3 separate regions of the Homo sapiens genome follow, and all the other regions are linked to region 1. Evidence: chromatin loops called from intact Hi-C (ENCODE). Cell type or tissue: gastrocnemius medialis. All regions are shown on one strand. Links, peaks and the distances in the headings refer to the core of each region. The heading gives the core; the rest is flanking DNA.

What was found. Peaks named below come from ENCODE experiments on the same cell type or tissue, not always from the same donor. Only the 100,000 strongest peaks of a DNase experiment are listed, where the experiment ranks them.
Region 2: it touches region 1 in a loop (4-fold over the local background); 4 of 110 quality-filtered maps call a loop at or near these places.
Region 3: a loop joins it to region 1, with 3 times the contacts of the local background. A loop is called at or near these places in 3 of 110 quality-filtered maps.

What each region holds. Positions count from the first base shown.
Region 1 is chr9:13,703,172-13,707,832 of GRCh38, forward strand. No RefSeq gene overlaps it. Among named protein-coding and RNA genes, the nearest start is that of LINC00583, 220 kb to the right of the region's middle. In gastrocnemius medialis, for the core only: no CTCF peak of the experiment used is centred there; DNase peaks (open chromatin) are centred at 2,390 and 3,030; H3K27ac peaks cover 1,747 bases.
Region 2 is chr9:13,839,940-13,844,600 of GRCh38, forward strand. The region is part of intron 7 of LOC101929507 (a long non-coding RNA gene); the gene reads right to left. Among named protein-coding and RNA genes, the nearest start is that of LINC00583, 86 kb to the right of the region's middle. In gastrocnemius medialis, for the core only: no CTCF peak of the experiment used is centred there; a DNase peak (open chromatin) is centred at 2,272; H3K27ac peaks cover 1,244 bases.
Region 3 is chr9:14,028,840-14,033,500 of GRCh38, forward strand. No RefSeq gene overlaps it. Among named protein-coding and RNA genes, the nearest start is that of LINC00583, 100 kb to the left of the region's middle. In gastrocnemius medialis, for the core only: no CTCF peak of the experiment used is centred there; DNase peaks (open chromatin) are centred at 1,622 and 2,502; H3K4me3 peaks cover 1,428 bases; H3K27ac peaks cover 2,500 bases.

The DNA of each region.
Region 1 (4,661 bases), core at 1,470-3,969:
CATTTATTTTAATTTGTATGTCTTCATACTTAAAGTAGGTTTCTAATTAGACAACATATAGTTGGGTCATGTTTTTGATCCACTCTGACAATCTCTGTCTTCTGTTTGTTGTATTTAGGCTGCTGACATTTAAAGTGATTATCAATATATTTGAATTAATATCTATATTATCTGTTACTGTGTTCTAATGGTTGCCATTATTCTTTATTACTGTTTTTGTCTTCCACAATTTTTTCCCTTTTATGGCTTTCACTGAGCGTTTTGTATGATTCAAGTTTTTTTCCTTTTTTAACATACCAATTATGCTTCGTTTTAAATTTTTTTAGTGGTTGCCCTAGAATTTACAATATATATTTATAGCTAATCCAAGTCCACTTTCAAATAGCTCTATACTACTTCATAGAGAGTACAATTATTGAATTTTTACCATATTTTACCATGAATCTCTATCTCTTCTCCTTTGTGTTTTTATTGGACATCTTATTTTTCAAATGATTTAAGTTTTTAGATAATTCATGTAAGTTTTTAGATAATGCTATAAGATATAGAAACTGTAAAAAGATGATGCTTTTAAAATGCCACATAAAATGTGTGGATCCTACCACAGCTCATGCAAAGCCTACCTGAACTCTTCTCTATTATTGTAGGCGAGTCTTCCACATTGAAGGTCCTGCAATGAACAGTCCTCACCCAGATACTTTCATCTCTCTTTGGGCCTCACATGTCTCCATGGATTTTCATAGAGAATAAAAATTACCTCTCTATGATCACTATCCTTCAGCCAATACTGGGACAGGACTAAGTTGTCTTTGAAGCCTTCTTATCCCCCAGACCCCTTTCCTCTCTTCTAGTCTCTCATTCTAACCCCTAGCTATCAATGTCTCTTTTGAGGAGTTCATCCTATAGAAAGGATTCTTATACTCATTAGATTGTTAACTGTCCCTTGCTAAAGTGGTAACTGAAACATGCAGTATGGTATTGATGAGAAAAGTTGTAGATTTGAACCCAACTTTGCCTCTTATTGGAAACTTACTAAGCTCTGTTCCCTAAATTTCTCATTTATAAAATAAAGTTCATGATAGGACCTTGTAAGTGTATTATAATTAAATATTAACATCAATTTAATGCTCATAATTTAGCCAACTTAAGTTTGGATCACAGCTCCACCTTGGGCTCATAACTTAGACTGTCTGAGTATCAGTTTATCTTCAGCAGAATGGAGATAACAGTATCTATTTTTTAGTAATGTTGTTTTGATGACATAAGATAGCAGTGTAAAATGCCTTGATCATAGCTAACTCTGAAGGAATGTTAACTTCTTTGCCCATCCCTGTTAATTACAGGTTTTTCCAAAATAATGCAGTAGGGCGTATGCCTTTCGGAAACTATATTGCCTTTTAGAGGGCAATTTCAATGGACAACAACTTTTAGACCCAAGGAATTTACTGTAATGGTTGAATAGCAGGCAATGAAGACTAAATTTTGGGATAGAGAGCTATGCTCCTATAATCACAATCTACAAGTAGATATTTCTCTAATGCTAAAATGTTGCCTTACTTTCCACATATTTCCAGAAGCCCTGATCTCTACATTTCTGAATCTAAAAAGATCCATGATTCATCATGTCTAGAAATGGCTGGTCAAATATTCCTCACTCATCACAGACTACTGTAACTCTTTAAAAGGAATATTAACAATGATGGCTCCTCCCTCTCTCTTCCAATTGTGACCATTTCCACCTCATACTGCAGCACTTTCATACTACATTGTAATTAGTATTTGATCTATCTGTGCTACCTGTCTACTTTGAGGTCTTTGCCAGTCTATTCACCCTTGTGTCTCTAGCACCAATCACAGTTTCCAGCATAAAATATGTATTCTATTAATATTTATTAAATGAATAATACATCTGATGAGCACTAAACTTGGTTAAGCACAATGCTTGATTTAATCACACAATAATATTTTGAAATAGGTATTATTATCCTTCCTAATTTAGAGACCACAGCACTAAGTCTCAGAGGACTGCTGCCTTTGCAAGTTGATCTGTCACAGGTGGCAAAGATGGGATTTTAAGTCAGGTTTGTTTGGCTCAGTGATGTGCTAATAAAGGTTTAACAACCAGCTTTCCAGGAATCAAAAGCCCTTCTTTGTAGCATGTGCCAATAACTATGGTGTAAATTTTAAGCTACCAAGGTAACATCGGTGGGTTTGCAACATTCCTGAAATTTAACATTTGGCTACAAACTGACTTCATAATACCACTGGTTAGACTGCAAATGTGGGCTATTTCCAGCTTAGCCAACGCTGGTAGTCAGGTTCCTGTCTTAGTGACTTAGGATCCTAGCAATTGCTGCAGCACAGTCATCCACTATAACCTTTGACTGCTGATAATCTCTGTATTCCAGACTGTTTTGCAGCTGGTCACATGACTGACAAGTCCATTCATCAGGAATGTTCTTCCTTCACCCGAGGCCAGCCATCCACTTCAGCTTTTAGACATGAATTAAGCAGAACAGAGGTTTTTAAAGTAAATGCTTTAAGATATGCTAGTCTTCTGATTTCCCCCAACCCTAAAAAATAATTGGACAAAAGCAATACCCTGTTGGGTTGAGAATTTATAAGGGAGGGCTTCTTTGAGATGTACAGTTGTTTTGAGACTGAAATGGCAGTCGATAAGTTGTGTTCGTGTTGAAATAACAATGTAATTATGTGAAGCTGCTTATCTTTAGTATCTTCAGGCAGAAAAAATGTTTAGAAAACCTCACTGAGTCCCCAAAGTTTTCCAGGGATTGTCTGAGACGCCTTGGAATGCTAGCAGAATCCACACAGGCTGATTAGAGGGGAAGCTTTCAGCACTCTTAAAAACTCTCACGTTATTTTCTCCCTTGGGAAGCTGCTGAAGAACATGTTGTATTGGGAGTGCAAAGCCGCTAGGTCAATGGAATCATTTCTTTGTGACTTGGGGATTTCTCAGAGCCAGCAATGTTATCCAAGCTTCATCCCTGTGACTGAGGAGAATTGCATCAGCTGCTCACGGGATACCAGATCTCAGTACGACATCTATTTAAGCAATGCCCTGCATGGCAGATGTCAGAGTGCAGTTACTGGATGCACGTGTGACTGAGTACAGTGAAGCCTGGTTTATTCTCTTGGGCTTACTAGCAAGTTTCAAAAAATATTTGGAAAAAAAGTTGTGTTACAGTAATATGACTGTCAGGAAGAAAATTAGAATTATCTTTGTGTCCTATGTGTATAAAAGTTAGTTGTATGTGGTTCTTTGTGCATATTTGTAAAAATGCATGTGACATAGATGCAAAAAAGATAGGCAGTAGTGAACAGGTGTCTTCAGCTTAATGTCAAGCAACAATTTTTGTCCCAGCTCTGCTTCTATCTAACTCTGTGTCTTGAAATCACCACTTAGTGTTTCTTGTCCTTAATTATCTTGAATAGAAACACAGGGGTTTGAAATCTATGGAGTCATTTCCTTCTTTTTTAAAAATTCCTAGGTTACAGGAAATGAAATTAAGCAACAATCTTATTTCAAAAGCATCTTGAACAAGAAAACTTTCAAAAGAAATAAATGAATGATATTCAAATAATAGTATTTTTTAGAAAAAGTATTAATTTAGGATTTAAGAAAAACTCTGGTGATTTTTTTCCTTTTGGCCAAGGCTATATCCACATACATCTGGATAAAAGTGAAAAAGAAAATATGCCAATCACCCAGATGGTTCTAAGTGTTTGATATCTGTCATCATGCAGGCCAAACACCTGGGTGATTGTGTTCATTTTCACCCTTCAGCCAGATGTTTTGAAACCACGGAGGTATGTCTTACATAAAAAAAAATTAAGCAGAATGGGGTGCAGTAAGAGGTAGAAAAAGAAGAAAATCAGCAATTTTTGAGCACCTACTCCCTGTCAGACACTTTCTTTCGTATTTTAATCCTCATAAGAACTCCATGAGGCATTATCTCCAACTTATAGATAAGGAAACTGAGGCTTGGAAATCTAAATTATTTGCCAATGTCACATATCTAAGAAGTAGTAAAGCTAGGATTTGAATTCTGTATTATAGAAAAAAATATTAGAAATAAATGCAATTAAGTTACAGGTAATGAAATTAGAGCTGAGAAAGAGTGCCTGCGTAAATAACACATACATGTAGATATTGAAACAGACGTAACTACTGCTACTGTTATTCATCTTAAGAACTTTTTACTCCAAGTCTATAACAAATGCCCATAGAAGGAGTAAGCAAAACCAGCCTAGAAGAACTGGCCCACTGTTGGACAGGTCTCTTGGTTGTGCCATGTATTTCTTTGGCTCCAACCACGTAGTAAAATTGAACACAATTGTCTCATTAATTGTTTTACCTCCCTTAAGTTAGGAATCTTGGATGATTTTGTAAAACTACCTAGTTTATTATACAAGTGTATGTAGAATAGCGTGCAAATATATGTGTGATGATTTACTAGGAAGAAGATTCTGAATATTTGATTTTATAACTCATTGTAAATAACCTGGGGGGTAAACTTCCCTGTATACAGCAGAAGGCAAGTTGGCCCATCCCAAGGTTCTCAACAATGGCTTTATCTTTGGGGAAATAATGAATCAGACTATTCCTCCATTATATGCCAAGAAACATAAGTTCCTGAGCC
Region 2 (4,661 bases), core at 1,258-3,757, 140 kb after region 1:
TGAGGAGGAATGAGGCTGTTCAGGAGTTACCTATGTAAGTACCAAGTGTAAATTAATGTGGGGGGATATAAAAGTATGCTTATATAAAATATTAAACGTATATGTCTGTCTTTGTTGAACAGTGACTATATGCCACAATTCTCTCATTTAGTGTTCCCAACAACCCTATCACCTAGGTTTATGCTTTTATCCCCATTTTACAGATGAGGAAATGGAGACACAAAAAAAGTAAGAAACTTGTCTGACCCATGCATAAACCAAACCCCCTGCTCTTTCGGCTGTGCAGCATAGACAACACAACCCTAGCAGAAATAAGGAAATGAGTAAGTGAAATGAAAGAAGAGGCATTGTTCCTGCCTTTCAGCAGCTCACAATCTTACAGTCTAACAATATAAAACAGGCCCTTGAGAGCTTCGAGAATAATGAGATGCCACACTGCGTGCATGTGTACGAGTACGTGTCTGTATGCGTAACAAGTAGGTTACTGACAGACATGTCAAAAGAGATAGATAATGAAAATACAATGGCCACAATTTGAAATTAGATATGCAAATTAAAGCCATTTCTCCCTACCTAGGAATTTTTCTGAGTTGCTGAGAAAATAGCAAAAATCGGATTGGGAATAGTTTTGCTTTATTTTCAAAATTATCTGTAATATTTCTTCTATTTATTGTAAACACCTTAATGATAGGTAGAATGCCATTTAAGCACTTTGAAGTCCCACAATGTGTTATTGAAGCTAACATGAAAATATTGCTTAAATGCTAATTGTGTTTGTGGACATGTTAAGTTTTTAAGAAACAGAAATAAGCAGGCATTTGCATTCTGATGCTTAAAAACCCCTGTTTAGGCCGGGCGCGGTGGCTCACGCCTGTAATCCCACACTTTGGGAGGCCGAGGCGGGCGGATCACGAGGTCAGGAGATCGACACCATCCTGGCTAACACGGTGAAACCCCGTCTCTACTAAAAATACAAAAAATTAGCCGGGCGTGGTAGCGGGCGCCTGTAGTCCCAGCTACTTGGGAGGCTGAGGCAGGAGAATGGCGTGAACCCGGGAGGCGGAGCTTGCAGTGAGCCGAGATCGCGCCACTGCACTCCAGCCTGGGCGACAGAGCGAGACTCCGTCTCAAAAAAAAAAAAAAACCCTGTTTAGTGTTTTAATCTAATGTTGATGTCACCTTTTCTCTAACATGTCTATTCCAACTAAATTCATATTAAATTTCAAATTCATAAGACAATGCAGAAAGCACAGGGTGTGCTTGTCACACGGGTGGCTTCAGGAAGAGCCATTTTAACCTAAAACCTGAGAGATTAGTCTAGACCCAGATAAAGAAAAAAGACAGAAGGAAAAGACAGAAACAAGGAAAGAGGGAGAAAGACAGGGAAGGAGGGAGAGCAGGAAGGAGGGAGAGAAAGGAGGAGGGAGGGAAGAAGAAAAAAAGGAAGAAAGAAAAGGAAGAAGGAGGGAAGGATTCCACTTTTCCAGACTCCTGAGGTTGGAGGAAAGGACCTTCCACCAGAAGTTTGTTCCTTATGTATCCATCGCTTCTGAACTTCATCTTGGCCATGGACTCTTAGTCAAATCATTAACCTCTTTGAGCCCTAATTTTCTCATCTGCAAATTACAGGTAATTGCAGTGATTCCAGTCTTTTCAGGCAAGACTTAACTGTGACAATATGTGTGAAAGCGATTGAAAGCCTCTAAAATATCTTACAAATATTCATCTATTGGGGGCCTGTGTGTTTAAATAGCATTGCCACTGCCAAGTTTTTGGGGAATAAGCATAGAACTTTACCCTGTGCAAAACTAAACTCCCCTGATTCCTCTCTGCAAGCAGCCCGAACGTTGGGAGATCCAGCAGGAAAGGAAAGCAACCCTCAGAATCAGGATGGAACGTGATGCCAAAGATGGGAGGAGAGTGGAAGCAGGGAGAGCTGGACTGAGAGACTGTTTAACGTTCAAAACCAGTGCCAAGCTAAATTAGAAACAGGAGTCTACATACCTGTAACTTACCTCATCGGTATATAATTTGTAACCTGAGATCCCCTCACAGAGAAGTAAAAATAGCAAGGCTCTCAAGCAGACTTCTGCTCTGCTGAGTGCAAGGGCAGGGTGAGGGAGGGCCAGCACTGGGGAAAGATAAAAGGGCCAAGGCAGAGAATGCCAATCATGTGGTCTTGGCAAGAACACCTTCTCTCCTATACCCTGGGTGATGGTATGGAGAATATAGCCAAGAGAGGTGACATCAGGAGGCTGACAAGCAAACCTTCCAGGCAGAGGAGGACCTGTTGCCCTAGAGTCACCTGTTTTTGGTTTTTGTCATAGGTCGTATGACATTTCCTCAAAGGGAAGTGTCACTGAAGTTCTGAGCCTGCCTAATCCTGCCATGATCAAGGCAAGTTAACTAGTCCAGGAAACGCCAGTACTCAGGCAGGTGCAGAACAGATGAGTCTGTTTTCAAGTTTTGTAGCTGGCTCCCAACACCCTGGAAGAGATGATTTGCTGCATAGTTGTCTCACTCTCTGTGAACACATTTTTCCCTCACTGGGTCAGTGAGCTTGGGAATCTTCAGAGAACAGTTAGCTTCCTTCCTTCAATTTAGGGTATAGTCCCTCTCAAATCAAGTCTATGCCATTTTAACATCACCAATTGTGCAAGTGATAGAGGAAAGCTTTGTCCTTCCTTAACTCCTGCTACATGGAAAAAGTGACAAAGTAGAAAGGAGAGGAAGCTTATTTTTTAATTAATCACATCAAAAAAATGGGCATGTCTCTGCATTCTTTGTAATGATTATATATTGAAAGCTATTAATATAACAAATGCAATACTGAGAATTTCTAATGTGGAATCAACACCATCTTTGTAAAGGAAACCTTACTTGTATTATTTTTAAAAAGGAAGAAGAAGAATCATCATCATCATCATCATCAGAGATGTTAGATCTCGGAATGGTCCCACAATTTCAAATTCTCTAAAAAAAAAAACCAAAACAAAGAAACCCAACCCAAGATATTAAACTAAATAATCAGTGCCCATTGGCTAGGCAAATTGCTCTCTAATGTTTCAAATATGTTTTTGTGTTAATTTGTAAAACTCTGTTCATGTAAATGGGTTTTGTTCATTCGTTTTGCAAGAATTCAAATATTCTTCCAGTTACCATTTGAAGAGAAGGTAATTTTTGTTTCAAACTGCCTCCTGTTCATAAATAGGTTCATCAGGTCTTATTTATTACGAAGAATCAAGACAGAACTGCAAGCTCTTCATGGCTTTCCTAAAAGAAAGCAACCAGGAACAACACAACAGAGTAGAAACAAAGAAGAAGTGGGGCTATCCAAACCTGGCTTTGAATCCTGGCTTTGCTCTATAAGAAATGTAACACCTGAGAGACTTAAATAACTTTTCTGAGCCTCACTCAATTGCCTTTCCTATAGTAATGGGAACAGTAGTGCCTACCATACTGGGTTATTTTAATGATTTGGTAAAATGGCATATGTCAAAGCCCCTAGAAAGAAACTGTCCAATAGAAATATCACGCAAGCCACATATGTCATTTTCTAGTAGCCACATTTTAAAAAGGCAAAAAGAAACTGGGAAAATTAATTATAACAACATATTTTCTTTAATCCAATATATTCAAAATATTATCATATCAAAACCCAATCAGTAGAAAAGCTTATGTTAATGAAATATTTTACATTCATTTTTTTTCTATGAAGTCTTCAAAAGCCAGTGTGTATTTCACACTTACAATACACCTTAATTTGGACACTAAATTTTCATAGGAAATGCTTGATCTATATTTAGATTTCTTAAGATTTTCAGTTGAAAAAACAGATTCACATACCCAGGTTGTTCCAAAAGTACTTAAAGTTTTCCAAAAACTGAACCAAGTATCAGTGTTTTAAATTTAAAATAATCAAGATTAAACAAAATTTAAAAGTCAGTTCCTCAGCCACACTAGCCCCCTTTTAAGTGCCTAATATCCACATGTATCTAGTGGCTACTGCATTGGACCTTGAAGCCCTAGAGCAATGTCTGGCACTTAGTAAGTGCCCAGTGAATGACATATTTTCTTCTGCCCACTAATATCTTATTTTAATCCAAAATTTGCTTAGCACTGAAGTTTCAACTTTGAAAGTAATGTGAATACCAACTATGACAGGCTTTCCCTAGCCTGGGAACCAAGCACTGAGGTGGCATAATTTCCATTTGCCATTCCACAAATCACCCAAAATGATCTTGTGGAACTGCAACCATCAATCCGCTCTAGTTTTTTAATGCATTTCAGTACTCCATATTGTTCATACCACACCCTCATGGTTTGTCATATCTCAGATGACAAATAATAATATGAAAGTCTCCATCGCATGCAAAATATGAAAATACCAGTGAAAGAATCAGCTTCACCACTCAAACTCTACTCCTTTGGAAATCTGTGAATTTTGGGGCTAATCAAAATATCTATGTGCCCATAGCCAGAACAATTAGGCCAGATAAATAGACAGATAAACAGCATCCAAGTAGGAAAGGGAGAAGGGAAATTGTCACTGTTTGCTGATGTCATGATATTATACATGGAAAACTCTAAAGATTCCACCAGAAAACAAAAAAAAAACTGTTAGAATTGGTAAGTAGATTCAGGAAAACTGCAGGATACAA
Region 3 (4,661 bases), core at 1,258-3,757, 330 kb after region 1:
AGGTTATTAAACCAAGCCACTAAACTTCAGCATTAATGGACTACATACAAGGGGAAAAATACATTGTTTTAATAATTAGGAACATATTGATATTAATTTTATTATTTTATATGTGTTGAAATGGCAAAGATGTAAAAAAAACTACCAACTACTAGAATATTGAAGAATTTGAGGATGAAATTCACATACACTCCACATATAGTGGTGGTAGTAACATATAGCAGAGACTTTATAAACCAATACAAAAGTATGTAGCAAGGTTATTAAAACAGATTCATAATTTCTGACCTAGTAATGCCAGTTTTGGAATATCTATCCAAATGAAGTAATAAGGAATATAGTCAAATATACATATTCACAGTTATCACATTATTTATAACAATATTTCCATTAAAAATAGAAATACCCTAAATATCTTATAAGAAAACAGGCACATGGTACTATTATTATAAATTATGGAGCCATTACAAACCATGTTTTCAGCCGGGCGTGGTGGCTCACGCCTGTAATCCCAACACTTTGGGAGGCCGAGGAGGGTGGATCACGAGGTCAGGAGTTCAAGACCAGCCTGGCCAACATAGTGAAATCCCATCTCTACTAAAAGTACAAAAATTAGCTGGGCGCGGTGGCAGGTGCCTGTAATCCCAGCTACACGGGAGGCTGAGGCAGAAGAATTGCTTGAACCCGGGAGGTGGAGGCTGCAGTGATCCCAGATTGCACAACTGTACTCCAGCCTGGGCGACAGAGCAAGACTCTATCTCATTAAAAAAAAAAAAAATGTGGTGACACTGAACAAAATAAGGATATAAAACAATTTGGAAAACCAAACGGGGTTATTGTACATTGTCTTCCATGTACTCTCCTGCACTTACCAAATTTTCTTCAGTGAACATAGACTTATTTTATATTTAGAAAAAAGCAATAAACATTTACACCAAAAAAAACCTCTCAGCATTCACAGACAATCAAAACAACCTGTAGAAATGCCACTAACAGTATCTTTGAAAGCCAAACCATCACACTATTCTTTGTATTGCAGTTACCCAGAATGCCACAGAGATTTTCATATGAAGGAGACTGGTTGCTTTCTTTTTTTTTTCTTTTCCTTTTCAGGTCCATATTGCTTGATCTGAGCATACTGCAAAGTGTCCTAAAAGCCATATGGGAGATAGACTTCTTCGCAGCTGCAAAGGAAACATTTGCAGAACAGAAAACACCAGAAATCACAATACATTCTTAGTCATAGTAAAATGGAACGCACGCGAAATATTGAAAACATGGAGTGGAGATTTCATTTTTAAATATTTTAATTACCAGAACAGAGCTGTTTGATTCTATTTCAGAGCTCGGTAGATGAGCAGCAGCGGGGGGGGGGGGGTGGCGGCGGCGGGGCCAGGGAGGGGAAATGGAGGAAAAAGAACAACAGCCACTCGGAGTGAAAACAATCATCAGTTAACAAATGGCAAAGAGAAATTAAGTCTTTCTAGCTGAACCGTGTTTTGTTTCTTACAGAAGTTTTACTGCTGTAAAATGTGGCACGTTTTGTACTGTATGTTCTCTCGGAAAAGCCAAACAGAAACCAGTCATCATGGTTTCCAGAGAGCAAGGCCTCCCCTTTCTCATGTTTCAACTACGCAGTCTCCACTTGGGCTGGGGACCGTATCATATATCATAAATCACTCTCTGATAGATATTTGGCAAGCAGTCAGCACCCCAGGCTATGCAACAAACTATAGTATGGAAAATTTTTAAGGTGGAATCTTGATTTTGTAACTTAAGGACTTAACAGCATCTCAAAACATTTTACTACTTCCTGGTACACACACACAAAAAGCCAAGAAAGCAGAATTCTCCATATGGTTTTCGGTTTTATAGGATATATACACAATAAGCCATACAACTGTAAACCTGGAGGCGTTCTCTTGCTGTTGTTACTTCAACTCCAGTGAAAATGAAAACAAAATTAGAGAGTTTTATCTCAACCTAGCCCATGAAAGAGTCAAGTCACCAGGAACTTCTAGAATCTGCTTTTTAACTATCCATCCCCCTACAGTTAACTGTTCCACACCTTCTTAGAAACTAGAGGAGGCAGCAGGACTAGGGGGTTGGGGACAGATTTTATTGTAAGATAATAACATGCTGTCAAAAGTACTGTCAGGGATTTCAACAGGAAGGCTTATACGTTGACAAGAGTCATAGAAACCCCAGTAGAGTCTTCCTCCTGATTTCAGGCCCAAATCCGAGTGTTTGAGAGTCCCTGAGCATGCACTCCCACCTTCTCAGATGTTGCAAACTCTTACTCACATGTTCTTCTTCAGGAGCCTCTTTCAACAAATCATGCTTTTCTTTTTTGAAACTGCAAACTGCATTTAACCCCCAAGTCACATCATCCCAGCCGACACTAGGGGCTGTTGGAATACCGCAGCTCCCAGCAAAGCTACTGCTAAGAAGCCAGTGAGCCTTTCTGTGCACGGAGGGGTTAAGTCCATGGTATTTGGACGTGCCCAAATGTTCTCAGTGTTCTCGGGCTGAGCAATTCTTAGAAGGGCTAAATAGAAACGGGGGAAATGTGGAGTGTGCGGTGTGGTATTGTGCTTTCTGTGAGAAACAATGCATGGAAAAACAAAAGAAAGAAACTGAATAAATCCTTTTTGAAGTTTAAAATAAACGCTGCTTTTTGGTTGTTGTTGTTTTGGTTGTTCACAAATTACCCATAGTTTGGGCAGGCTAAATATAAAATTTGCAATGTCGTTTATTTAAAGTGTTTCTGTCCAATCTCAATCAATTTGAAGAAGAAAATTAAAGCCAAATTTAGACAAAATGTATAAGTGGTTATATGTACATATGCTAATTCAGAAATAACATATATTCTAAGTATATTATGTGTTTCCTTCCCCACTCCACCAACCCCAGTTGTCACTGACCAATTCATTCTTGAGATTCTGTTAATTCCCATCAATGAAAGTCTCGCGCTTTGTACTGATGAAACTCATAGGCTCACAGGTCACCTCACAGTCACTTGTGACCCCACTTGCAGTTGATCATCAAGTTCCAGACTGGACCTGCCAACTGCTTCTAAAAGAAGAGAAATTTCTTTCTAAAGGAAGCACTGGAGTACGGTCCTGCCCAAGCCCAGCCAGCCTAACAGTCCTTCAGTATCTTCATTTCTGCCTCTCTTACATCAGTGGTTCTCAGGCTTGGCTGTATATGAGAATCCCCTGGGAAGCTTTTAAAAATTCCAAAGCCCAGGCTACATCCCAGACCAATTACATCAGAGTCTCTGTGGGTAAAACAGAGGCATCCGTACTTTGTGCAGCTCCCCAGCAATTCCAGGTGTAGCCATGTTGGTAGCCACCCTCCTGGCTGGGATTCCTGCATCCAGTCTTGCTCTCCTGTCAGTGGATGATTCTACTAAAACTAAGAGTGAGGTTACTCAAGTAGTATATATGGTCATGTTTTCTCCCTGTTTAACAGACCGCAAGGGTTCCTTCCTGCCTACAGAAAAAAATGTCCATATACCTTCCCATAACAGTCAAAGCTTCCTGGCCTCCATGTCCCTCTCTATCTTCCTGCCAATCCCTGCCTCCACACTCCCCAATCCTGTCTCATGGAGCCACCTGAACCCCCACATGCACCATTCTCTCACTCACATATCCAGGCCTCAGAACGGGCTGCTCCTTCCAGCTAGAAAATTCTCTTTCTCCCTGCCTAGTACATTTCAAATCTAAATTCTCCTCATCTATTTTTGGACCCAAGTCAGGTGTTTCTTCTTGGGAAATCCTGCTCACCAACACACCCAAGATGTCCAGCTGTCACCAACGCTAGTATGTCCCCAATATCCTAGACTTACCTGGAGTACAGGTAGAGAAGTTGCCCATGACCACTGGTACTCTTCCCAATTTTGAGTTTACCTATAGTACAGGTAGAGAAACTGTCCATTTACCTGCTTTCACTCCCACTAGTTGGTGACCACTTAGGACACAGAAGATTCCTTGCCCACCATTGTAACTTTGGTGCCTGGTTCAGCACCCAGCATGTGGTGGGAACACAGATTGAGCAAAAGCTGAGTGGTCCCAGCCAGCTGTAAGCATGGAGCTTCACTTTCCAATTCAATCAGGTATACTGTTTGTATTAGTCTGTTTTCATGCTGCTGATAAAGACATACCCGAGACTGGGCAATTTACAAAAGAAAGAGATTTATTAGACTTACAGTTCCACATGGCTGGGGAGGCCTTACAATCATGATGGAAGGTGAAAGGCACATCTCACATGGTGACAGAGAAGACAAGAGAGGTTGTGCGGGGAAACTCCTTTTTATAAAACCATCAGATCTCATGAGACATATTCACTATCATGAGAATAGCATGAGAAAGACCTGTCCCCATGATTCAATTACCTCCCACAGGCTCCCTCCCACAACACGTGGGATTTATGGGAGTTACAATTCAAGATGAGATTTGGGTGGGGGCACAGCCAAACCATATCATATCCCTGGCAGAGAACACTTCCCTGAATGTTTGAGTCAACATTAACCTATTTTTTCTAAGGTACATAGAAGTGTCAACGTTCTGTAGCTCCAATGAACTGGACACTGAGAAGTAGCTGGGAGAAGGTGGAGTTAGATTTGTTGTTAGGAATCAAAGGGTCTTGCAAGCTACATC